Linked DNA regions of Mus musculus: region 2 is linked to region 1. A link is a loop called in an ENCODE intact Hi-C map of the cell type or tissue named here. Cell type or tissue: left cerebral cortex. All regions are shown on one strand. Links, peaks and the distances in the headings refer to the core of each region. The heading gives the core; the rest is flanking DNA. Region 1 overlaps Hsd17b12 (hydroxysteroid (17-beta) dehydrogenase 12). Region 2 holds the start of Hsd17b12 (hydroxysteroid (17-beta) dehydrogenase 12).

Region 1 (12,143 bases), core at 1,473-9,472:
GAGAGATGGCTCTCTTTTTTAGATGAGTGCTGTCAAAACAATATTGCTTGATCTGCCTGCTACCCTCAAAGCACTTATTGCATACTTTTAAAAAGCCAAGTTTTCTCCTTCTGTATCACTGTGCCTTCATTGTAGGTGGTTAGCAAAAGTGCTTAATGCTGTGCCATGCCCACGGTGTGAATGTTTGGATGAATAGTCAACAGGTAGAAAGTACCAAAGCATTCATTTTCTCTTTCTTGCATGGATATGCCTCTGGCAGGTGACACGGTACCAGCAGGGGGAGCCTTGTGTTAGCTTGGAAATCTACGGGGAGAGTTTTGTTCCTCAGTTTAATTGTATTTAATTTAGGAACTTGCTAGAAAGGTATCCTCATATTCTGCTTCCACAATTTAAGTTAACTTCAGGAAACTAAGAAATCCCAAGTAGGATGTGTCCTTCAACACCGATTTGCCCATCTACTGCTTTTCTGGGTGAGAATATTCGAAGTTAATATTTAGTCAGTTCATTTTGAAACTAGGACTACCAGTACATGTTGTCGCCTGCTACTAAAGCTTTTCAAGTATGCAGTACATTCAGCCCTTAGGGATGGCAATAGCAGGCTGCCTCAGACCCAGCAGAGGCAAACTATTTCCAAACACGGGCCAGCACTTCTTCCACGCCTTCTTCTGAAAATAAAGACACCCTTGTTGATTGGGTTTGGGGTTCTTTTTAGCTCATAGTGAACCTAGTTTATAGGAAAATGTCTTTCATATGTGTGAAAACATGACAGGGACTTGATCTTTAGGAATTGTTTTCTCTTTTCAACATCTGTCACTTTTAAGGAATTGTCACTTTGTTTTAGGGGGAAAAGATAATAGGAGCACTTGAAATACTCAAACATTGTACCATGGAAACACCGGATGATACTCTGTTCATTCCTCTTAATAATCTTTGCTTGGAATGTATAAATCAGGGGCTTAGGTTTGGCATCGTTAATTTCTGTGTTCTAGAAAGTTTTTTCTTTTCATTATATTATTTTAATATGGATCAAAGTAGAATGTATTGGACAAGGAAAAGCTTTATTTGTGGCCTGGGGCAACATTCCAATCTAAAAGAACTCTTGAACTTCCTCAATGACCTAAGCACCATGAAAAGGCAAAGTCAAATAACATTGTAAGATCTCAGAGCTCTCAAAACTATGTCTAATTAAGTTTTCCACCCTTGTGCAATAAATACTGTTAGCTATACAGGTGAGATTCTAAGAACTTCTAATTAAGCTATGTTCTCACTTCCTCACCTCCTTGCAGCTCAAATTATACTGTTTGCCAAAGGAAGTGTGTGCTGTGTCATTCTGGTGTGGCTTCCAGTAGTTTCTCAAAAGATGGGGGAGAGGCCATTGTAGAACATTATTGTTACTTTTCACATCTATACTATGATTGATTTTAAGATGTCTTTATTTCAGTTGAACACTTGTTTCAGATTTTCATGTTTCAGATTTTGTAAGAAACTGGTTCCTTCTAAACTATATTGGCTCCACTTCTCAGTTGCCTAAATCTAGACTTGATTGATTTCAGTATGTTTCTTTGAGGTCTGAATTAGGGCAAAGGTGAACCTATTGGCCATAAGAGATATTCTGACATTGCTCATGAAAAACCTGGTTTCTGGAAGCTGAGCCTAGATTCTGGGGTGGCTTGTTCTGTTTACTTCGCTAGTCACAAATAGTAGTGACACAGATCTTATTGAATCAAGTATCTTAAGTTTGACTGATTCATCATTTTCTTGAGATAAGTCCTTGTTATATAGTTTGGGCTGGCATGGAACCTGGTGTGGACCATCGAACTCATAATCCTCCTAACTCCTAACTGAGTACTGTGACTAAAGGAATGCAGAGCCTTGTCTGGCTCTTTTCACTAGAGCCTTAGAGCATTATAGCAGTGTTGGAACAGATGACCAAGTACCAGAAGTTATGTGATAAAGTAATGTGTGTTATATCAATTTTCATACCAAAGAGTAGAAACACCTAGATAGGTACCTGGGTTCCTTCTGTCAGCAGTGACTGCCACTGCAGAAGTAGAGATACCCAGAGTAGGCTTTGACAGTTTTGTTTCTGTTTCTGGTTTTGTTTTTTTGTTTTTGTTTTTTAAAGAAATAAGTTTGTAAGGGCTTTACTAATTATAAAAGCATTGCAAGATTGTTGCCAAAGATATTTGAAAACTATATGAGCACTAAGAAGAAAATAAATTCTGTGTAATCCTGGCAACAGATGGCTACATTTTAATACATTTTCAAGTATTTTCTAGGCCAGGAAGTCTATTTTTAATGATTTAATAATACTGATTGTGATTTTGTATGAGGTAAATGAACTTCATATTTTTTCTAACTAGAATATACATATCTGTACCAGTAAATCTACCTGAAAATGGGTATGTGGTTTCCTCCAAGGAATTCTGATTTCAGCTGTTATGAAGCCATTCATGTGTCTGTGTACATTTATGTACTGTAGGCCAGCTTGCCTATGAAGTGTTACTAGAGCTACATGTGAGATAACAATGTAGATTAACTTTTTAGACTTTAAAGTGTCTTCGTTTTTGTGGTGTGGATTAATGAAAACATTACTAAAAAAAAAAAAAACTTGTTTTTTGCTGCAAACTTTGAAAGTCTCATTATGATAAAAGTTCTGTTGTGGTGTCTTTGACCTACCTGGGGGAAAACTGTCTTAGTTACTTTTCTGTTGCTACGATAAGACACCATGACTAAGATAGTATTAGGGCCTATGGTTCCAGAGGATTAAGAATCCATTATGGTGGGAAAGTGTGGCTTATAGCTGCAGGCCTAGGACTGGAGCAGTGAACTCTTAGCCTAAGAGTTCACATCTTGTACCACACCCAGAGCAAACTGGAAATGACGGGAGTATTTAAGCCCTCAAAGCTGCTTACAGTGTCATACTTCCTCCAACAAGGCCATCCCTCCTAAACCTCAAACAGCAGCACCACCTGGGAAGCAGGTATTCAGTGCAGGAGCCTATGGGGGACATTCTCCTTCAAGCCACCACAAAAAGGAGTGAAAGTTGCTTACTACGCACTTGTGGAGGCTGTCTGTCTCAGGGGAGAGGAAACAAGTGTAGAGCTCATGTTTATTACTACTACCTACCTAATATTCTCAACCACCAACCTCACAAGTTGTAATAATATCATTTTAGGAAATATGTAAAGAGAAACAACAAACTTCCTGGCATAGTAATTATCACCTGCACATGGCCTAAAATTAGCATATGAATTAGCTCCAGAAACACCATGTGAGCTGTGAGATGCAGTGCAGATGCACAGTGAAAGTTCATGGCAGTACTTGGTATCTGAGTATTAATACCCAGATATCAAGAGCCTAATCAATAAATACACAGTGAAATGGGACTTAACAACTTAGTTTAAATGTCCCATGTAAGTATGATGCTAAAGAGAATTTAATGTCAGCACAGGGAAGTCTGTCTACTTATATGTTGAATATTTTAAAATGATGTGTAACACATGCCCAAATACAGATGGCCTGGAGTTGGATTTAAGACTTAGAATTTGATTATCAGGAAAGGTATTAATGAAAACCTTAGTTGTTTGTATAAAAACATGAAGAGTTCAACTTAACTTCCTGTGGCTTTTCAGTGTTGTTCCTGGCTGACTTTTTAATTCTTTTAAATGAACTTCCACTTCCTTGCATCCAGAAGTAAATATGAGAATAGTGAGCCTTCAGAAGAACCATCAATCACTTTTACCTGTAAAGGTTGTATCTTTGCTGGTGTGCTGTCTGGTCATTAGGTAGTCAGTATGTACTTTTGGCTCTTTAACAATGAGCTACCCAAAGCACTGTTATTCTTTTGCCTTGAGTTTCTCAAACCTTTCATTTTAATTTATATTTAGAAAGAATATATTTGGTTATGTCAGTACATATTAATTAATCAAAAAGGCATTTAAGTCTTAACATGTTCCTGATATAATTTTTAAATATAATTAAGTATCATGTGAAGTTTCATGATGTCTAAACATTTTCTGGATAATTTTTCACCCAGAGCAGAAACATGGTGTGGCATAATGGAAAATATAAGCTTCTGGTTTATATTTCCCCAGTATTTCAGCCAAAAGTTAAATTGTGGTTATACTTGCTTGAATTCTCCAGGTCAAATTGGTACCTACAAATCTCGTTCATTCTCCTCTTTGTGTAGGAAAGCTACTACAAGCGCTAACCAGCTGCTCTTCTGAGCTCCACTTAGCTACTCTTCGTTAACAGGTCTTACTTCCTTAATACAGATGGATACACATGTAAGGGCACACACATGCATGCATGTATGCACACACGAGAAAGCACACTTTTAAAGTTCATCTTCATTTTCCTCACTTCTGTTTCTGGTGAACTCGGGGCTTTGGGAAACTGAGTAATAATAACTTCTATGAAAATGTTTGGAGACAATTTCCTAATATTTTAGCTAAGCATTACGGTCCCCTAGTGAAATGTGCAAATAGAGCCCCTTTCAGATACAGTTGCTTGCTGGTTACCTTGGTTAGTCAGAGTGTAATGCTCATAAATACAGACCATTTTCAGATACTCTTAAGGTTGCATTCGTCCTTTGCAGTGAAATACTCCACAGTATGCCTGTGTGAATGACTTGTGTGAATGTCTGACCCTGATGTCTTCTACAGATGCAGGTTACATGATGCATCTAACCAGTTGTACATATTTTTCTTACATCTCTTTATTTTTTTAATACATCAAACAAAGAAGTCTAGTAATTCAATAGAAAATATTTATTCCTTCATGGTTTGCTTTTTTGCATTTGTTCCTTCTGGCATTTATTTACTGTCAAGTGATCTCCTGTTTATGCTTTTATAACTTAACCAAAACAGTCTGTGAAGCTCTGCCTGGCTTCTAGCTCTAAGTGCTCCTTTCCCTAAGCACTAGTGCCCCCTGTCTGCTCATAGAAGCATCTCATTATGGGTCCTGAGTTCTTCCCTCCCAACCTAGTGGCTGCAGATAAAACAGAAGGATAGCTCCTTACTCAAAGCTGTTGCTTCCAGTTCTCAGTTGATATGCAGAAATTATTTTTATGCCTTTTTACCTCCTGAGTTTTGTAAACTATGATTTCAGTTCCTTGAACTAGCCACATATTATATAGAGAGGTCTCTTAAAGCATTATGAATTTGTAAAACTCTCCTGCTTTGAGTGTTCAGGTTTTGTTTCTTTGCTTGTTTGGGGGTAAATATAAAGAGTTTTAATCATCATTACAGCCTAATCTTAAGAGCTTTTACAGTACCCCAAGAAGATCACAAATGAAACATTTTAAAATAATGAAAGAATTATCCAAAAACTTATGTATGGTTAGTTAAAATGGATGACCTCAAAATTTATTGCTGTTCTTGGCTCAAAATTGTGGGACATACCCTGCTTAAGGGAAGCATTGAAGACTCGGTTGTGCTACATCCTAAAAGGATAGTGGGAACACGAGTGTCCCTTCAGAAGTCTCTGATGTCCCATGTGTGGGATGACACACACACACACACACACACACACACACACACACACACACACCTACCTACCTTCATTCCAAGTTAAGAAAGTAATAACATATAATGTAGATCTTCATTTAACATACTGACTTCAGAAAAAAAGAACCTAGCTCAGAGTCCCACTGCCATAGGAAGGCCTGAAACTAGAACTGTGGTGAGTGCGTCCCACAGTGGCCTTACATCACTGGGTATGAATTAAACAGCTGCTGTTTGCCTCTGGAAAGACAAAGCTTGGGAAATAAATTAGCAAAGTTGAAATTAGTATTAACTTGAAGAGGAGAGAGAGGTAACTGTTGGAAAGATAGACTGTGACATTACCTTTACTTTGACTTGGTTTCATCACATTGAATTTGAAGCCCAGAACTGTAAAATATTTAACCTATTGCTTGTGGAATTCTCTTTTTGGGGAGAAGAGTGAACATGGGTCAGTCTTTATCAGCATAAATGGTTAATCTTACTAGTTAGAATTTTTGGTTAAAAGGTTGGGCAGTGGCCTATACCTGCTTAATATGGGCAAAAACCCTCAAGGTTCATGCCCAACACTGCAAAACAAACAAAAAGAATATTGATTATATCCTATAACAGAGATACAATCACAAGTTAAAGTCAAAATGGGTCAGTTAGTCAGGGTGCTGAGGGGAGCAGGGCTGAGGGTACTACACAGTGACTCCTTTATCAGTAAGTATCCTCCCCTTATCCCTCCTGCCACCCTACAGTATATCACGTTCCCCTTGGGGTCAAACAAAGGCTCCTTCTCTCTACTACATTCTGCCTACAAAGAAGAGGGAAAACATAAGCTGTTTTCCTCTTCTCGAGTCCACAACCAAGACATTGTATGTCCTACTTCTTATAAACTAGATAGTTGTAGGCCATGTGCAGTTGTCAGAGAAATTGTAATACATTTTTTTTTTATGGGAGGTACCAAGAATGGGAAAAAGGTTGTGTGCTCTAGACCTTCATCTGCAAGGAAAGAGCAAATGCTGGAGGACAGCTGGCTGCCTGCTTCGTCACCCTATGAGGATGAGTTATGTAAAAATACAGATGTGTGTAAAGAGGAGGGATGCGATGCGGGAAGCTTCACCCTATGCTTGCTCTTACAGTTTCTCCTTTTTATCTGGGCCAGAAGATTTGGTCGAATCTTTACTTCTACTGAAGTACTTCCCCGAAACTCTGAGGATATTCTTTTACTTTGAAATTGGAGATGTGTCAGCCCACACTGTTTTACTGATACGGTGACAACTTACACTGACAAGTGCATGCACCACCTTGGACTCAGACATCCACATCGCACACTTTGCTGCAGAAAGTCTTCATGATCTTTTGCTTCTGAATATTTCCATCAAAAACAATCTTTTATCAAAATGCTATCATTTTAATTGGTGGTTGATAGTATTCAAAATAAAAGGCTTAGAATGTCTATACTTAGCAAGCATTTCAACTTCTTGTGTTGTTTAGAGAGCCGAAACAAGCTGAACCAAGACTTGTTTAACTGAGGTCTTCTTGACAAAGATTGCACTTCTAACTTGTCTTGAAGAATAGTATCTCCCAAGAGTTTCGTGGCCGCCTGTGTTGACATCGTGTCTTTGGCCGGTGATTATGAAGTTGCTAAATTCCACACATCACCTTTCATGGTCGGTCACTAGAGGCCACAGATGGTTTCGGTGTGTTTTGCTCATAACTGTGGACCTCAGAAGAAATGAATGCACTTGGCATTTACTCACATCTCACCTGCTGGCATCCTCTTCCCCCGAAGCCTTCAGAAAAGATGACTTGAGTCCTTAAGATGAGATCACTTACATCAGCTTGGTAGGCAGGATGCTGTTACGGGTGATAACGTTCCGACTTTTCTGGGAAGGACTGAAGAGATGCCCACTTCCCATAGAGCCCTAGTTATTTGAAGGCGCCCATGCCAGCCTTACTTTTCAGGCAAGGCTAATCTTAGCCACGTTCACTTTGCCACAGCATTCTCTTAATGAACTCCTAACACGGTATAAGATAAGCCTCTCTCTATAGAATGGTGGCTGGCTTCGTGAGTTCCTTTTCTTTGGCATGTGTGGGTGTCTTTCACTCTTTTGTGGCTTGTGTCCTCAGCCATCACTAATGTTTTGTTTTCTCTTTTGCAGGTGACACGCTTGGTGCTGCCTGGCATGGTAGAAAGGTGAGTCACACGCTCACACACAAACACCGTGCTTGCAGAGCTCATTATTATTTATAGGGAGAATCCTTTCTTTGAGAATTTCATTAAAGTGACTAATGAGCCTAACTCTCTGTCTTAGCACCAGGCGAGTCACACAGTGGAGCATGAGTCATTGGTGGCGGAGGCCTTTTCCACTAGACTTTTTTATTTCCCTCTCTAGGGTTGTGGTGGTTCCTTTAGATCAGGATTAAAAAGCCAGCCTGAGTCACCATCACTAACTCAATTGCCTGCTATTCTGAGGGGGTGGATAGAGTTCCTGGGATATTCCTAGGAATGCCTCCTTAAAGCTATAGCTACTTAGAGCCTAATTCGGTAGAATGTCCTGAAACTATATACCTTCCTCTGGTGTTCTCATTCTTGCTGGGGGAATGGATACATGAGAGGCTAATCATGATGTGAAGTGACCAACTGTCAAACTAACTCTAGGAGGAAAGGGCCAGTTGGAATTGGGTGCAGTAGAATACCCCAAATGTCTTCATTTTATTGAGAAATTTGTGGTTGCGTTTCTACATGTGAGACAGCACTGAGTGTAAAATATAACTAAACTTCTCAGTCTCCTTCTCAGAAGAATCTAGATATTGCTTAGGCCTTCAAAGAAAACCTGCCAAAGAGAGTTGGGTTTGAATGTTGGACCAATTTGTTACTTTAATTTCAAGCTCCATCAAAGCTTTGATAGAGGAGGAATCAAATATCCACTTCTGTTAACAGACCGGGAGGAATGCAGTTTATGCTACTGACTCCACCTATATGTTCTGCTTCATTCTAGCATGTGGCTGTGAGGGAATGGGGCTCAGAAGTCCATTTTTTTGATCATGTACAATAATTGGGAAACTTTTTCAGCAAAATTAGTTGTAGTTGTATTTTACATGTATTGATTTGTATATTCTAGTTGCCTTATTTTAGTAAAGTTTCCCTTTAAAGCCTTCAAGTGGAGTATTGACTGGGGCAGGGTATGCGCCGATGATAGGACATGAAATTGGCAGTGGGCAAGCCAGTGGTCATGCCAGAACTCTAGAACCAGGACAGAGTAGAGTCCAATAAGGATGATATTTGGGTCACTGTCTTAATCTGAGTTTTGACATCTGCAAATGGTGTTATAAAGAAATCTTTGGACTTGGGGTAGGTGTTCAGTATTACATCATTTGCCTAGCAAGCCATGTATTCCATCTTCACCAATTAAACAAAACAAGGCCATCAAAATTGTAAGCCATAGAAGTATTATGAAAGAATTTTTTTTTAAGTTTGTTGGTGAAAACTATGTAAAAGGAAATGATGGCGATGAACTCATTTCCAGGAGCAAAAAGTATTGGATTCATAGAATGCTTGGCCCAGTGCACTGGGTTAGTTGAAAGTAGCCCCATCCCCCCACCCCACCCCACCCCACCCCACCCCACCCCACCCCTTTAGCTTAGTGAGATGAGATGCTGTGAAGTGCATGGTGCAGAGGTAGAGCTAGAGACCTATGGCCATCGCTAGACCCAGCAGCAGCACCCGGTCAGAGCTGACACTGGGTATGAAGGAATAGTGTGAAGGGGAATTCATGCTTATCCAGCAGAACCCAGCTTGGAGAATCCACATGAGTTCAGTCCTTGTGGTTCAAGAAATTAAGTTGGGTTGAGAAATGACCTGGTAGAAAGCCATCAGAAGCTGTGGAAAGCTAGAGTCATAGAAAAATGGGGGTTGGGCGGAGGCTTACTAAGGACTAGTTAGACATGTATGTAGAGTTTATTAATCAGTACTTTGTATTAGAACGGGCATCTATGTCCAATGGAGCTTTAGGAGTTATTAGGTATATTCGTCAAGGTGTGCTAACTACACTAATAGATTAATCCCTACCTACATGGCTTATCAGGTTAAAGATTTATTTTCCCCTTTTTTCTCCACCTTGTCCTTGAGGAATCTCAGGCTCCCTCCATCTATGGGCTCTGGCATAAATCTTTAAGGTCTTATCTTAAGAAAGAGTTTTTCACCCAGCTAACAGGTAAAGGAAGAGAATCAGAATAATGTTAGGGGAGGCTTCATGGGTCAGCTCTGGAAGGAGTGTATATCACATTCTGCTGTCCAGAACTCCACCTGTAATAAGCTGCAACTTACTGCAAAGGAGAGCAGCAGTGTTAGTTGTTTGCCAGAAGGAAGGAAAAGCTCCAGGTGAACAGATGTCCAGAAGTGGTCTCCCTTACACCTGTAAGTGGCTTCACTCTAGCCACTCTCGACACCTCCCCACGGTGACCTATTTCTGTGGTTGTTTCCATAGGATTGGTATTCTCATTGAGTAACAGCAGTGTCCTTTAGAAAGAGCCTTTGTTACTGGTTTCTTCTCCCTCCTCCCTTTCAGTGGTTCTGTCATTGATGTATGAGATTTTTCCAAACATTCTAGAACTATAGCCAACTGACTATCACTAAACAAATACCAATAATCAGACTAAGGTATTATCACCGTACATATAGAAAATGCATAATTACATTATCGGGAAACTTGCTCTCTACTTCTCTGGAATTATAAACATTGTGTACAGCTGGAGCCAGGAGGTGGTTGCCATAACAACCATGGAAAGGCTAAAAATAGCCTCTTTCATATTGTACTGCTTAAGGTGGAATTATGACATGTTATGGCGTTGTAGGGCAGGTAATTCTTTCTTGTGCTAAATGTTTGCAAACTTTATTCAACAAAGCAATATTTGTATAGTGTGAGAATTTGATTGCTGGTTCTAATTGTATGCCTGACCCTGTATTCCATGATTCCTTCTCTGACATTGAACACTGTTTTGATAGTTTCTCTGTGTTCTTAGGAGTCAATTAGAGAACTGTCTACACCAATTTCCGTTTTCCATCTAAGCCTAGAAAACTCTCTAATGACCCTGCAAGAGTGCACTTCAGTCGTCTCTCCTGTGTAGTGGGAATGTAAAGAGCTGGGATGGAGTCTGTATGTCACAGCCCTGTCTGGTTAGCACTCTGCACTGACTGACTTCTGGCTCCTCTCTCTTCTCTCCTCTGCTGCATGCAGGGTGGGGCGATGCTAAGGTTTCCTGAGTCAGGCCAGAATCAGTGACTTCTTTCAAAAGACACTATTATTCCCCCAAGGCAACAGTATTTTTATAGAGGTGAGGACAGGGATGCTACAAGAGCCCTGCAGAATAGTGAGGCATTTGCAGAGCAAAAACTTGGCAATTTTAAAAAATCCAAGTGACAATTAAAGGGAGTCTCATGGGGAGTTGTCCAAATCTAAGGGAGTCCTAGAGAGCATAGCTGTAAGGAATCTGTAAATGAAAGCTGCTGGCTTTCACAGGGCTGAACCAGCCTATGGATTGGCTTCTGGGAGGACAAATAAAGGATGTGACTGGAGGTGAAGAGGCGTGTCCTGAAGTGGAGCTCATCATTCTGCTTTGTTTCTGCAGCATTTTAGTTCTGGTAGATCCTCAGTAATCTGTCCCTCCAAGTCACCATCCCGTGATGGCTAGCAAGTAAGCAGTGAGATCAGCTACAAATACAGAAAATGTTGCTTTGTTTGTTGATCTGATGTTGTCGCAACAAACTAGGAAATGTGCTGAATTCTGAGCAACATGGGTCTTCAATAACAGAACTTCAGCAGAAATTCTTAATATGCTCCCATTGTTCTCAAGCCTCCAGAAAATGAGAGGTTAACCAGCTTGGCTTATGTTTGTCTCTGTGTGCAATTAAGCATAGCCTATTTTGCCCTTCTGCTTGATATAACAGAGTTGTCATGAGCCTGGCTGTGCCATGGAAACTGTTTGACGTCACTAATTCTGCTTAGATGGAGGATTACAGCTAGACAAAGTAGTTGATTGTAAAGATGAATCCTTTGTGGCCCCAGGTCCAAATGTTCACCCTATTTCCACTTAAGGAGATATATTATAGGGATTATTGCAGGGCATGCTAGTGTTCAATTTGGGATACAGACAAAATAGAGTATTTTTTCCTTAGAGAAGATAGGTCTGAATGCTATTACAGGAGGGGTCATGGAAAGGTCTTTGATAGACACATATGTGTGTTCTCAACAGTGGGACAGATTGGTAGGTGGGGCGTTTTATCTGTTGCCAGTTAGATACGGTTAAAAGTGTTCTCATTTTACATAGCACTTTGACAGTCTTAAATTTTATGTTTTGGTGTATTTTGAAATATAAGTACTTTGTTTTTTATAAAGTACTTAAAATTGTTGACTTAGCTCTATCTACTAGTAATTTCTTCTGTCTTCTTCTTTTGGATTCTTATTTATTTTTAATTTACATGTAAGGATATGCTTCCTGTATGTAAGCCTGTACACCCCATGTACCCTGAAAAGGCATCGATTCTTTAGGACTGGAGTTACAGATAGCTGTGAGCTGCCATGTGGTCTCTGTCAGAACAACCAGTATGCAATTTCTCTGGCTTCTAGAAATTTTCAGTCAAGAGTAGAA
Region 2 (12,143 bases), core at 1,314-9,313, 100 kb before region 1:
TGGATTCCGCTGATCTCGTTGGCCAGGCTAATGCTTTCTTCTCCTTCCCTCCAGAAGTTGTGGGCATGATGGAAGAGCATGAGTTGCTCTGATAAAGGAGGTCTGACTTTTTTAGTCTTCTCTCATACATTACATAGTGACTGGAGGTTTCCTCTCCCTCCTTTCCTCCCAGACCCCCCCCCCCCACCTTCTGTCTCTCCCAGATAGATACACTCCTCCTCTGTTTCCTGTCAGAAAAGGGCAGGCTAAGTAGGTCTGACTCTAGTCAAAGGCCTGTGAACAGCTGCCCATCCCTGCTGGACCTTCAGGTGAGCTCTCAAGATGATGTGTTTCTCGAGCTAGACCATGGCGTTTAGGGGTCCTTGCAAAAAAGTGCTTACTAAAGAGCTGGCTTCTTTGTGACATGAGTGGGGCTGATGTGTCTGAATGCAGTGACGCACAGGAAAACACTTGACGTGAACACATACAATATTCTTATGGTAATGCGTTTCTGCTTAAGGAAGCCAAATATTAACTTCTAATTAACCTAATGCTAAAAGTAGTATTTGTTTTAAATTAGTTTGTTCATCACAGAACTTTTTTTTTTTTTCTCAACCCAGGATTTGACAACTGGATGTGAGAATCGAACCAAAGCTCCCTGTGTCCACCTGGTTGGCAGAGTGCTTCCCCAGCACAGAAGGAACTGGTACACACGTGGGATTCAAGCACTCAGGAGCTGGAGGCAGAGCACCAGAAGCTCAGGTATAAGGGGTTCAGGGTCAGCCTAGGGCACATGAGATCCTGCCGAAAGCAACAACCAAACTCAACGTGCTGAACTATATTCAGCTGAAGATCAGATAGTGCAGTGGATGGCAGAGCTGTTAAGAACAGGTAATGAAGACTTGGACCCTTGTCTCAATTGTTAAGCTATGATAGTATTCTTAAAAACATCCAACTTCTATAGAGTTCCCTAATTATGAAAATTTCTTTTATACAGTTTAGTACTCCTGGTTTTGCTGTGCAAATTGAATGTGGATTTGTAGAAATTTGTACCAAAATGTAGAAAAACTGCCAAAGAACTTCAATGGAAATCTTTATGTACTATTACAATGAAATGCTGTTAATTCATGTTGCTTACATTAAAGACTATTTTCAACTTTAAATATTTTAAATAAATGATTCTGAAGTCCCAATGTGGTTGTGTCTGATTCTCTATGTCTCCTATTCCTTCCTTCCTTCCTTCCTTCCTTCCTTCCTTCCTTCCTCTCTTTTCTTTCCCCCTTCCTTTCTTCCTTTCTTTCTTTCTTTCTTTCTTTCTTTCTTTCTTTCTTTCTTTCTTTCTTTCTTTCTTTCTTTCTTTCTTTCTTTCTTCCTTCCTTCCTTCCTTCCTTCCTTCCTTTCTTTCTTTCTTCCTTCATTTCTTTCTTTCTTTTCAAACAAGGTATTACTATATAGACAAGGCTGGCCTTGAACTCACAAAGATTGAATGTCTCTGGCTCCAGAATGATGATATTAAAGTCATGAAACACTATACCCAGCTTCTTATATATTGTTTAAAAGAAATTCTACAGCAACAATTGTTATTTGCCAAGACAGCTTCTGAGAGACTAATAATGAAGCGTTTTCCCATATTCTAGTATAAAAACACTTGAGATTTGCATTAGTTGGCAGTAACAGAGCTAAGAAATCTGTCATGGTATATTTTGTTTGCAGAGTGAACAAGCCTTGTTGTAGAACTGGTTATGAGAATTTAATAGAAAAGAAGGGCAACCCCCAGGTTTTGCATCTCGAAGAAATCATGAGTAGTGAGTGGTTCAGCTAAGGAGATGGGGAAGAAAAAGTAAAGATGTGTCTTAGTGACTGTTCTATTGCCATGAAGAGACAACGTGTTCAAAGCAACTTATAAATGAAAGCATTTAATCAGAGACTTACTTACAGTTTCAGAGGGCAAGTCCATGAACAACATGGCAGGGAACATGGCAGCAGGCAGGCATGAATGACTCTGGAGAAGCAGCAGAGAGCTCACATCTAGTCCACAAGCAAGAGGAAGAGAGAGAGAGCATGCTAAGTTGGAATGGCATGAACTTTTGAAACCTCAAAGCCCACCCCCAATGACACACCTCCTCCAACAAGGGCACACCTCCTAATCCTTCCCTAACTGTTCTATCAACTGCTGACCAAGTCTTCAAACATAGGAGCCTGTGAGTGGCATTGCTGTTCCAGCCACCAGAAGAGGCATATGAGGGCAGGTGTGGAGTTTTATTTTTAAATTTATTAAGCTTGAGTGGAGAATGTAGCTCAGTTGATACACTACTTGACTAGCATGTGTAAAGCTCTGGGTTCAATCCCCAGCACTGAAGTAAGAAAAAAAAATGGTGTCACATACCTGGAATCTCAAACCTTGGGAGGTAGAGGCAGCTTAGGATATTTGACATCCTGTCTCAAAACAAAAACAAACAATAAATGTATTGAGCTTGAGTGGAGATATTGAATGAGCCCCTGGACCTCTAAGTAGAGCCTGAACAGCGACTCCATTTGTTTACTTTATGTCTGTCTCCCTGTCCGCTGAAGTACTTCCATGCTCTTCCAGAGATCAGATTTTTGTGTCCCCTTAAAGCTTCCCTTCAGGGCAGGGGAGATTGCTTGGTGGGTAAAGTATTTGCTGCTCAAGCATAAGGCCTGTTTTCAGAGTCAGGGCCACAGCTTGTGCATCAACAAGTGAGTTTCGGTCACCTGTCCTTCCTAAGTCAGCTAAAACAGTCAAATTAATAGTGCAGAACAGCAGGAAAAGAAAAGAATAAAAAAAGATTTGGGAAAAGTTATAAAGAGACCCAGTACCTTCCACCAAAGCCATGTTTTAGGTTCTGATGTGCAGTTATGGTTTAAGAATGGGCCAGAGTAACATAAATCTAAGCAAGTCAAAGTGTGGTCCAGCCAGCTCACCACTGGCCCCTCATTGCCTCCCCTGTAAGGTGTTCTGGAAGTGTTTGCCCACGTTTTAGGTTTTCTTTTATCCCAGCATGAAGTCCCTTGATGGGGGTGAATCGGTTCCTGTTTTGATTTTATTGTTTTGATTGTCTTACAGTAAAAAGTATAGGACACAAATATCTCTTTAATATCCTCCCACAAAACAAAAATAAAATGATTTTGGTTTTTACTGGACCAGGTCCAATAAAAAAATTTGAGTTTCCCAGAATTGCTCCATAAGCTCTGTTCTTGTAGGATACTTTTCATTCATCTTACAACTGTTAACGCTACTACACAGTAGAGTTTTCTGGAATTCCGAATTATTGGGAACAAGTATAAAGTTCATTGTGGGAGCTAAGGCAGTCATTCAAAAAAATGGAGCGAAAGCGTGCTCTGCAGACAAAGGGGAACCGTAAACCTTCATCTGAAAAGTCTGAGGAATTAACAATCCGAAAGCGGTTATTACTAAGACGTAATCACAAGCACTACTCCAGCTCCTCCCGGACTTCTACTATATTCTTCCCTTTCCGGTTCCATTCCTTCCTGAAATGTGAGCTAAACCCAGTTAGGTATCACTGGCCAATCAGCGCGCAGCCTTCCGCAGTCGTAAGGGCCGCCTCTGCCAATGAGAGATCCCTGCGCTTCGGTGGTGCGAGGTAAAGCTTGTGGGCGGAGCCAAACGTTGAGCGGCTTGTGAGCGAGCCACTGTCTTAATACGGAAATGCGGCTCTGAGCGCGCCGAAGGGGATTGTGGGCGGGGCTACGAAACGAAGGCTAACCAATAGGAGACATAGTACGCTTACAGGAAAGAGAAGTCACCAATAGACACATGGATATGACTATGTAGGCGGGTCTTAGACCTAAAGCGTTCAAAAAATCACGTCTATTCGCTGCGTCTTCGCCGTCACGGCGGCACCGCCTCCTCGTCCCATTCATTCTTTTTTTTTTTTTCCTTCCCCATTCACCGTAGTAGTGAGGCCTAGTCACGAGCCATGGAGTGCGCTCCCCCGGCGGCCGGCTTCCTGTACTGGGTGGGCGCGAGCACCATTGCCTACCTGGCCCTGCGAGCCTCGTACTCGCTCTTCAGGGCCTTCCAGGTGTGGTGCGTGGGCAACGAGGCCTTGGTCGGTCCGCGACTCGGAGAATGGGCAGGTGAGTGGAACCACAAGCCGCGACCACGCTGTGGCCCTTGTTCCCCTGTCGCTCGCGCTCAGCGAGCCCGCTCTGGAGCGCGGAAACTTCTCCAGACCCTGAGCGCACTGGCGGGGTGGGTGATCTGACCTGCTGCTGCCTGGTGGGCACGGAGGAGACCTTTCTTAACTCCCCGGACTTGTCCTGTTGGAGCCCTCCTGGGCAGGCGGCCGGAGTCAGGCGCATTGTCCGCTGTGTCCCTTGCAGTGTTTATTTATTTTTTAAAATAAAGTTTTTCACTTGGCTTGAAAACTGGCCCTGTGCTATGGATGAGAGCATAGGTGAAGATAGGAAGAAGGGTTGCAGGGACAACGATTTCAGAAGTTAGGATCTTGGGAAACTTGATTCTCCAGTTACTTGAATTGGGTTTGTTTCATGTAATTTAACAAGTCCTTTTGGGGAGGGGGGAGGTGGAGGCGGTGTCGGAGGAAATCTTGGTAAATTATTCTGGAGTTTCAATGACTAAGAAGCGCTGTTCTGGGAAAACAAAGTCTTCCTATCGTATTCAGTACTTTTTGCAAGAGTTTGCGGAAAATGTCTTTACAAAAAGTGACCAAAACACGCGAACCTTCTTCTTTTCAGTTGACAGATTTTAAAAATGAGAACGAAGGTCGTATCAGAGAAGTTGAGAAAATCCTAGTTCAGCCCTCTCACCTTTGTTTCTATTTTTTGAGAGAAGGGCTTTAAAACAAACACCCATGTAATCATGATGTATGTGTGGCTCTCTGGTGTTTTGTAACTCACTGTTCACGACTCAAACATTTTATAGAATATTGGGGTGCGGTTGCCTACGGACTAAACACAGGACAGAAATCATGTTACTTTTCAGGTTTGTTCTGTTCATTAAAGAACATTTAAACGACTTAGAAAAGACATGACAGTTAATCTTTTGGGACAACACCCTAATAATAGGAGAAAATATTTCAAGTAGAAATGAGTTTGTGAGCCCCTTTCCTTGATGTGGGGCAAACAGTGATTTTATACAACTTTCCAAAATCACTTTTCATAGTCCCTGGGGGAAAAAGTGCTCGCTGTGATTAAGATTCAGATGATATAATTTCACAATTGACTTGGTCAGTTTCTTTGTTGTCAGCTTGGAAAAAGTTGTTTGTTGGCTTATTTTTATTTTTTTTTAAGTCAATGCAACAGTAATCCCATAGGAAATCAGTTATCCAATAAAATGAAACTTGCAAAGAAAGCCCAGTGTTGCTTTAGCTTTATTATTGTAAATTGTTTGCACAGTCTAAAACGCAGAGTGAAAGTCAAGGGTTTGCCACGTTCAAGGTAGGTTTGGCTCCATCCAGACAAAGGGAAACTGGTAAAAATTAGGAAAGCATTTCTGGCAGATTTAGAAAAGAAATTTGACCTAGAACATTGGGATATGAAAGAGAACTGTGGTGTCATATGGAAGTGAAGTATAGTTGGGGTCAATTGTTTGGGGTTTTGGTTTTTTTTTTTTTTTTTTTTTTTTTTTTTTTAATGCTTAAGCAAAAGAAATGATAAGCAAGATGGCTTAGCAGGTAACGGCACCTGGCCTACACTTGACAGCCTGATTTCCATGCTCAGGATTATCCACAGAGGAGAGACTGACTTCTCTCCACATGAATGCTTTGGTACAGATAGCACCTCCCCAGATAAAACAGCACCCCTCCCCCGAGGAAATGTAAACTAAGTCCTCACTTGTAACTCATAAACATATGTATGTAACCTACATCTTTAAACACTTTCTTACTCTTCAAATTCAGATATTTCAGAACTAGGATTCAGATGAGTTCTTCCTTGGCAGCGGTTGGGTGGGAGTAGCATACTATGTAGAAGACAGACTAGCAGAGGCAGCACCTGGGGTCCCGGTAAGCTGTGGTTAGGCATTGAGCTGGGGAGAGTTGGGATAGTAGGGTTAATGCTAATATGTAGGCAGCATTGTTTTCTCCCTTACAGGATTGCTGTCTCAATCTTGAGTGCTCATTCCTGGGTGATCTGTAAATACATGCTAGTGGGAAGCATTCTTAGGGTGCTCTAATTTCAGTCCGTGATGTTAATTTATCTTCTTCTCTATAGACAGTTAAATAGTTTATTCTGTAGAAATTAGTAGTGGTTCAGTTTTTGTCAACTTGGCATAAGCCTGGGTCATCTGGGAGGAGGACATTTAAGTTGAGAAAATGCACTCATCAGATTGGCCTGTAGGCAGGTCTGTGAGGGCATTCTGCCTATTAGGGATTGATGTAGGCTGGACCATCCCTGGACCCTGGACTGTATAAAACACTTAGTCAAGAAGAGCAAGTGAGCATTCCTGCATGGCCTCTGCTTCAGTTTCTGCCTCCAGGTTCCTGCTTTGCATCCTACTCTGACTTTCTTCCATGGTCTGTGATCTTTCTCTAAGTTGTTTTTGGTCATGGTCTTTATCATAGTAGTTGAAAGCAAACTAGGACATAATTGTTGAATTAATAGGATAATAAAATTATTAAGTTTAGATTGTATAAGCAAATAAATTAGTGTAGATCGGTTCCAATGCCACTAAATGCTATTTGTAGATAAGGATACATTTGGAAAGTTACTATTTTATTTTGCTTCTTTTTTCTTGTTCTTAGTTTGGTATAACACTATTGGGTGGGGCCATGGATCTTATGCTAGTAATCTAGTGTGATTTTTTTTAGGGCAAAAAAACCCCTGCTCTAAGCCGAGTGGTGGTGGCACACGCCTTTAATCCCAGCACTTGGGAGGCAGAGGCAGGCAGATCCCTGAGTTCGAGGCCAGCCTGGTCTACAAAGTGAGTTCCAGGACAGCCAGGGCTAAACAGAGAAACCCTGTCTCGAAAAACAAAAAACAAGCAACAAACAACAACAACAAAAAACCTGCTGGCAGCTTCTTCAGGCTGGGCTCAGCTACCTGTTTCCAAGTAATGGTGAAAATGGAGGAAAGGTTACTGCAGTTGGCCACGTTGGGAGAGGAACAGAGAAAGAGTCCCGTGATCCCAAGTGTGTGTTCAGCCAAAACTTTAGATTAAATCAGGGAGAAATTGGGCAAGTGGTGTGCATAATTAAGCAGCTGTGGTCAGGGTGTGGTCTTGACCCCTACTGACTCTTCCTTGTCTCACCTTTGTTCCTTTGAGCTGGCATGAGAAGTTCCTCTCTGTCATCCTGTCCTAGTTGTGATTCTCTGAAGGGACCATTTTGGTTGCTACAGGCTGATCAGTGACACACTGATCAGAAATGTCTGTTCCAGGATGTTCTCTGCCCTTGTGAACAGTGGCCAACACCTGGGCTGGAAGGTTTATTCCTTGCCCTTCCTGGAATTTCAGAATGTACAGTTTATATGATTTCAGCAGCCAAGGACAGGCACAGAAAGACGGAAGAAATGCCAAGCTTCCCTCTGGCATTTGGTTGCCACGTGGGCCCAAGTGGGGAGCCAGTGCTGTTTAGTCAAAGCAGTTTCTGAGTGTCTGTTTGAGTAAGGGCCAGTGAGATGGCAAATGGGCAGCTCCTGAGCAGATTGTGGTGGGAAAGCAGTGTGCTTAGTGCTCCGGGAGCTTGGGAGGGACATCGGAGCTGTCTCTGAAAGTGATTCCCCAGCGGAGCTCTCAAGCGTCTGCCCGAGATAGCCTGGTGAAGAGTGGCAGAACGCAGAGGCAAGAACAGCTGGCAGATAGCGTTTTTCTCTGGGGAAAGGAAAAATGAAGGCACTGTGGTCTGAGAATTCTGTTAGCAGGGTCTGAGTGATCAGCTTGTTGAGTGGCCCAGTGCTGGGTTATTATTGTCTCAAGGAATCCCGTAATACCACAGTGTGAATAGAAAAGCCTCTCTCAGAAAGATAGCTTTGTTTGAGTTTCTGATTTTTGTTTTTTCTCCCTAGGAAAACAAGGTAAATTGTGTCTTCTCTCCAGCTGGGAATTTGATACTCTGCTTTCTAAAAAGTTACTTGTACCACCATTAAGTGATGTTACTATTTCAATAACCTAGTCATAGGAGGAATGGAGGGAAGGCTAGACAATCTAAGAACTTTAACAATGAGGACCTCTCAAGGGTGTTATGTTGTAATATGGTTAACAGATTGGCTTTAGAGTCATCTGGGCAAAGGTAAACTTTTTTGCTCACTAAGTGACCTTGAACAAAGATAGCTAACCTCCAAGTATAACTTCATCTTTTAAGTGAGATAAATATGTTTCTAATGTAGTCTTGTACATTTTCATGGGTAATAAGCAATCTTTATCATATTATATTCATACAAAGCACATATATTTGATTAGTGGGGATTGTTGGAATGAAGAGACATAGCCAACTTCATGCTAACAATCTGAAGTTATAAAAGGATCATTGGGAGGTAATGAGCCTGGCCACAGGAGAATTCTGTGCTTAGTAAAATCTTACCAGGCAGTTCTTTGTGTCTAGCTCCCTTCAGTAAGGAAAAGCTAGGATAGACTTAGACAGATTCAGTTGTGTGCAGTTTTTCAAGTACATTTGAAAAACCTTGAGGTCATCTTTGATCCTTCTCCAAATATAATCTGTTAGGAAATTCCTTTGACTCAAATTTCAAGGTATACAGAGGCTCTCATTTCTAAGCCTTACAAATTCTTCTGTGTGCTTTCCCAGTGGCTCCTCTCCAGACGGGCCGTGGAAAGCTTGTGCCCACTGTCATCACCAGTCCACTTCTGCTGCTTGTTCCTAGGAGATGGGAAGCATTAGCAGGGACGGGCCGTGGGCATCTATCTCCTGAGCCTTCAGTGTTACTGACTCAGTACCTGCTGCTGGTGTAGCTCAAGGTTATGGTACAGGCACATTCAACTCTTCCTGCTACAGTCCTGGACTTCAGGGATTGGTCCTGTCAGCTGTCAGTGCATGGCTCCTCAGCACGAGAGCATTAGAGCTAGTGATTCTCAGTGGTGTCTGGAGCTTGCAGCAACTGCTGTGTTGGCTCTTCACAGCTCTTGTTTTCCTACAGCCTCAGCACTGCAGTCTCTGCTCCTGGCTGCAGTCTGGGATTCTTCAGCTTCCTTCTAACTGTCTCTGTTAACACACCTCTGCTGAGTATGCCTAGGGCTGAGATGCCTAGGAGGTGCCTGCTTTGTGTTACCTGCTCAGACTCTTCCACCACGGTAATGATCTAGAGCCAATGAGAATGCTGCTCGTCCAAATCTCTCCAATCTCCTGAGTGTTCTAGCTGTTATGGGTGGGGGAGGTGCTCCTCTCCAGCCAGAGTAAGGACAGTAAGATCAGGGTGTCTGTGGGTGGTCCAGTCATCTAAGGGTCATCTGAAGCTTTCATAACTCAAGACTCCTGGAGCAATAGCCATGACAATCAGGGGTTCTGGCAACTGGCTTCATGGCTCTCTGGGCTTACTGGGGGCTTGAGTTTTCTTTGGGTGTCAAAGGCTGGATTACATTCCCCCTAGACTGGTGGAATATTTAACATACCCAGAGCTGCCATGATGTCAGTTTGAGGATCCGAGAAGGAGTGACTGCTTTATGGATAGCTCTGGGGGGGTTCCCTGAAATAGCTGAAGCTGCAATTGTTACAGAGTCCATGGACCCTCAGCATTTTATCATGTCCTGTAGACCAGATGTGGCCTGCTGGATTTGCCTGTCACTTAGCATCACCTTTCAGCAATGCTCTTTACAAGAAGTCTTATTCAAAATTTTCTGTGGACCAGTCAACAGTAGCCAGTTTGCTTCCTATATTCAGTTGCTAGAATTATGCTTTCCTTGTAGCATCTGGACTAGAGATTGCTAGCTCTTACTGAACCTGCCATGCAGTCCCTCTTTATCAGTGTTACCTGGGTGCCTCTTTACAGAACACTTTGTACAAGTCTACTGTGGCATAAAACCCCACAGTCAAATTTCTCCTTATACTTGCACAGAATTTAGCTTCAGAATATCAAGTTATTGGCATATTTTGATCTGCTTTGTATATTTCTGACATCTCTTTATGAATTCTTTAAAATAGATTGAGGATTGGAGAGATGGCTCAGCAATTAAGAACGCTGGCTACTCTTCCAGAGGACCTAGTTCTGTTCCCACCACCCATATGGTGGCTCACAACCATCACTAACTCAAGGGCATCTGCCCTCCTTGGGCACCAGGCACACACATGATACCCATACACATAAAATAAAATACAATCTGTATGCCTGTATTCTGTATGCCTGTGTGTGTGTGTGTGTGTGTGTGAGAGAGAGAGAGAGAGAGAGCGCACAAGCAAGAGCGAGAGAGTGCACAGTGCACGAGCAAGAGCGCACGAGTGAGAGCGCACACGCGCAGGTGCTAGAAACCCAACCCATATCTTCTGGACGAACAGTCAATGTTCTTAACCACTTAGTTACCTTTCCAGGCTCGGTGCATGCTTTCTTGACTTTATCTATGCATGGTTTACTATGTACCAAATTTAACCAGGTGTTGAATATTGATTTTGTTGTCTGAGATGGTCTTTCTTCTATTTCACACTCATCTTCACACTTTCTGCTTATAAATTCAGTCCACTTTTTAGAGCATTGTGATTTTTTTCTTTCAAGGTCTATACATATAGAAGTCACTGCACATTTTAGAGCTGTGACAATGCTTTGTGTGTGTGTTTGCCTATTTGTCACCTTAGTTGTGTGTGCATGGGCTTGTATATGTTACATGTGCACACCCAGGTGAATGAGATATGTCATTTGTTCTAAACTGTAAGCCCTTCCGGAGTTCATTAGAATTTTATTTAGTGAATATTGTGTTATGTTTGGAAGTGGGTGTTCAGCTTTATTTTTGCATTTTGCAGAGTAATTTGTATATCTCCCCCTCTTGGTTTTAAAACTCCAAGTATCACATACCTCTGAAAAGCTAGATTGAAATTAATCAAGGCTGTTCAGACAAAGACTGGTTACAAAATTATGACAGTGAGAAATCTATGGGACATTTTCTTAATTAGTTATTGATATGGGAGGGCTCAGCTCACTGTTTTTGCTGTGACCCCTGGGCAGGTAGTTCTGGGTTGTATAAGTATGAGGAGCAAGCCAGTAAGCAGCATTTCTCCTAGGGCCTATGTTTTAGTTCCTGTCTCGGCTTCCTCTGATAATGAACTGTGACCTGAGAGCCAAATCTTTCCCCTCCAGCATGCTTTTGGTCATAGTGTTTATCACAGCATTAGAAAGCACACTAAGACATGGTTGCCCACTGGGGCATTGACAGCCATCAAAGGCTGCATTCCTGAAGAAAACTGATTCCCCCTTTCCTATCAATTCCTAGTAGTTTTTCAGCAAATGAACTGGAATGTTGGTTGGCTAGATTTTGTGTAGGTGTGAATGTAGTTGGAACTGCAGGGGTTGGTCTGTGTTTTGTGGCCCTGTTGTGCACCAGTCCTCCACTACCTCTGACTCTGTGAGTTTTGAAAGTGAAATATAGTCAGTCAGTCCTTGAGTGGCATGATGACAGGCTAAGCTTTCTTCATCTGTGGTTTAGGAGATAGACACTGCCCCCATTTAAATACTTAAATATTAATAGCATCTTGGTAGCACCTTTATTTGTGCTCATATCTTCCTTGTAAAAATGTTCTGGATAGGTTTTTTTAGCTAGAAAGGTTTCTCCTTGCCCCCCAATTAAAGTGAATAAAATCTTGCTAATTGGGAAAGCTAAGATGGATTTGTAGAAATTGAAATTCTAACATATTTAGCCAAAATAGTTTCTTTAAAAATTTGAGTTTCTGATGAAATAAATCCAAGCCTTCTAGAACCTTCAGCTCCTTTTAAAAGAAATTCGTTTTGTTTGGATCTCATATAGCCAAGGCTGACTTTGAACCCACTATGTAGCCAAGGATGCTCTTGCCCTTTGGATCTTTCCACCCCCACATCTCAAATGTTGGGATTGCAGGTTTGTGTAATCATGCCTGGTGTAACTTTTATTTTAAAATACTGGAAACAGCTCCAGATTTCTTAGAAAAATTCTTTAGTAGTAAAGACATATATACAGAAACAGCAACTGGTTCTTGTCAGGTCATAGCAAGGAAAATAAACTACATAATCAAGATTATGCATGTCTAGGG

Evidence for each region. Hi-C counts contacts between places; a loop is a spot of excess contacts. Peaks named below come from ENCODE experiments on the same cell type or tissue, not always from the same donor. Only the 100,000 strongest peaks of a DNase experiment are listed, where the experiment ranks them.
Region 2: a loop joins it to region 1, with 3 times the contacts of the local background. A loop is called at or near these places in 3 of 42 quality-filtered maps.

The regions. Positions count from the first base shown.
Region 1 is chr2:94,047,800-94,059,942 of GRCm38, reverse strand. Hsd17b12 (hydroxysteroid (17-beta) dehydrogenase 12) reads left to right here. Exons shown (of 11, transcript NM_019657.4): 7 at 7,655-7,689. Among named protein-coding and RNA genes, the nearest start is that of Alkbh3, 43 kb to the right of the region's middle. In left cerebral cortex, for the core only: a CTCF peak has its summit at 4,941; DNase peaks (open chromatin) are centred at 4,934 and 7,862.
Region 2 is chr2:94,149,665-94,161,807 of GRCm38, reverse strand. It overlaps Hsd17b12 (hydroxysteroid (17-beta) dehydrogenase 12), which reads left to right and starts at 3,899. Exons shown (of 11, transcript NM_019657.4): 1 at 3,899-4,098. The coding sequence starts at 3,939. It overlaps Gm39885 (a long non-coding RNA gene), which reads right to left and starts at 3,644. Exons shown (of 3, transcript XR_866573.3): 1 at 2,366-3,644; 2 at 1,916-2,007. It overlaps Mir670hg (a long non-coding RNA gene), which reads left to right. Exons shown (of 8, transcript XR_003953878.1): 8 at 600-1,172. In left cerebral cortex, for the core only: no CTCF peak of the experiment used is centred there; DNase peaks (open chromatin) are centred at 3,644 and 4,444; H3K4me3 peaks cover 1,909 bases; H3K27ac peaks cover 901 bases.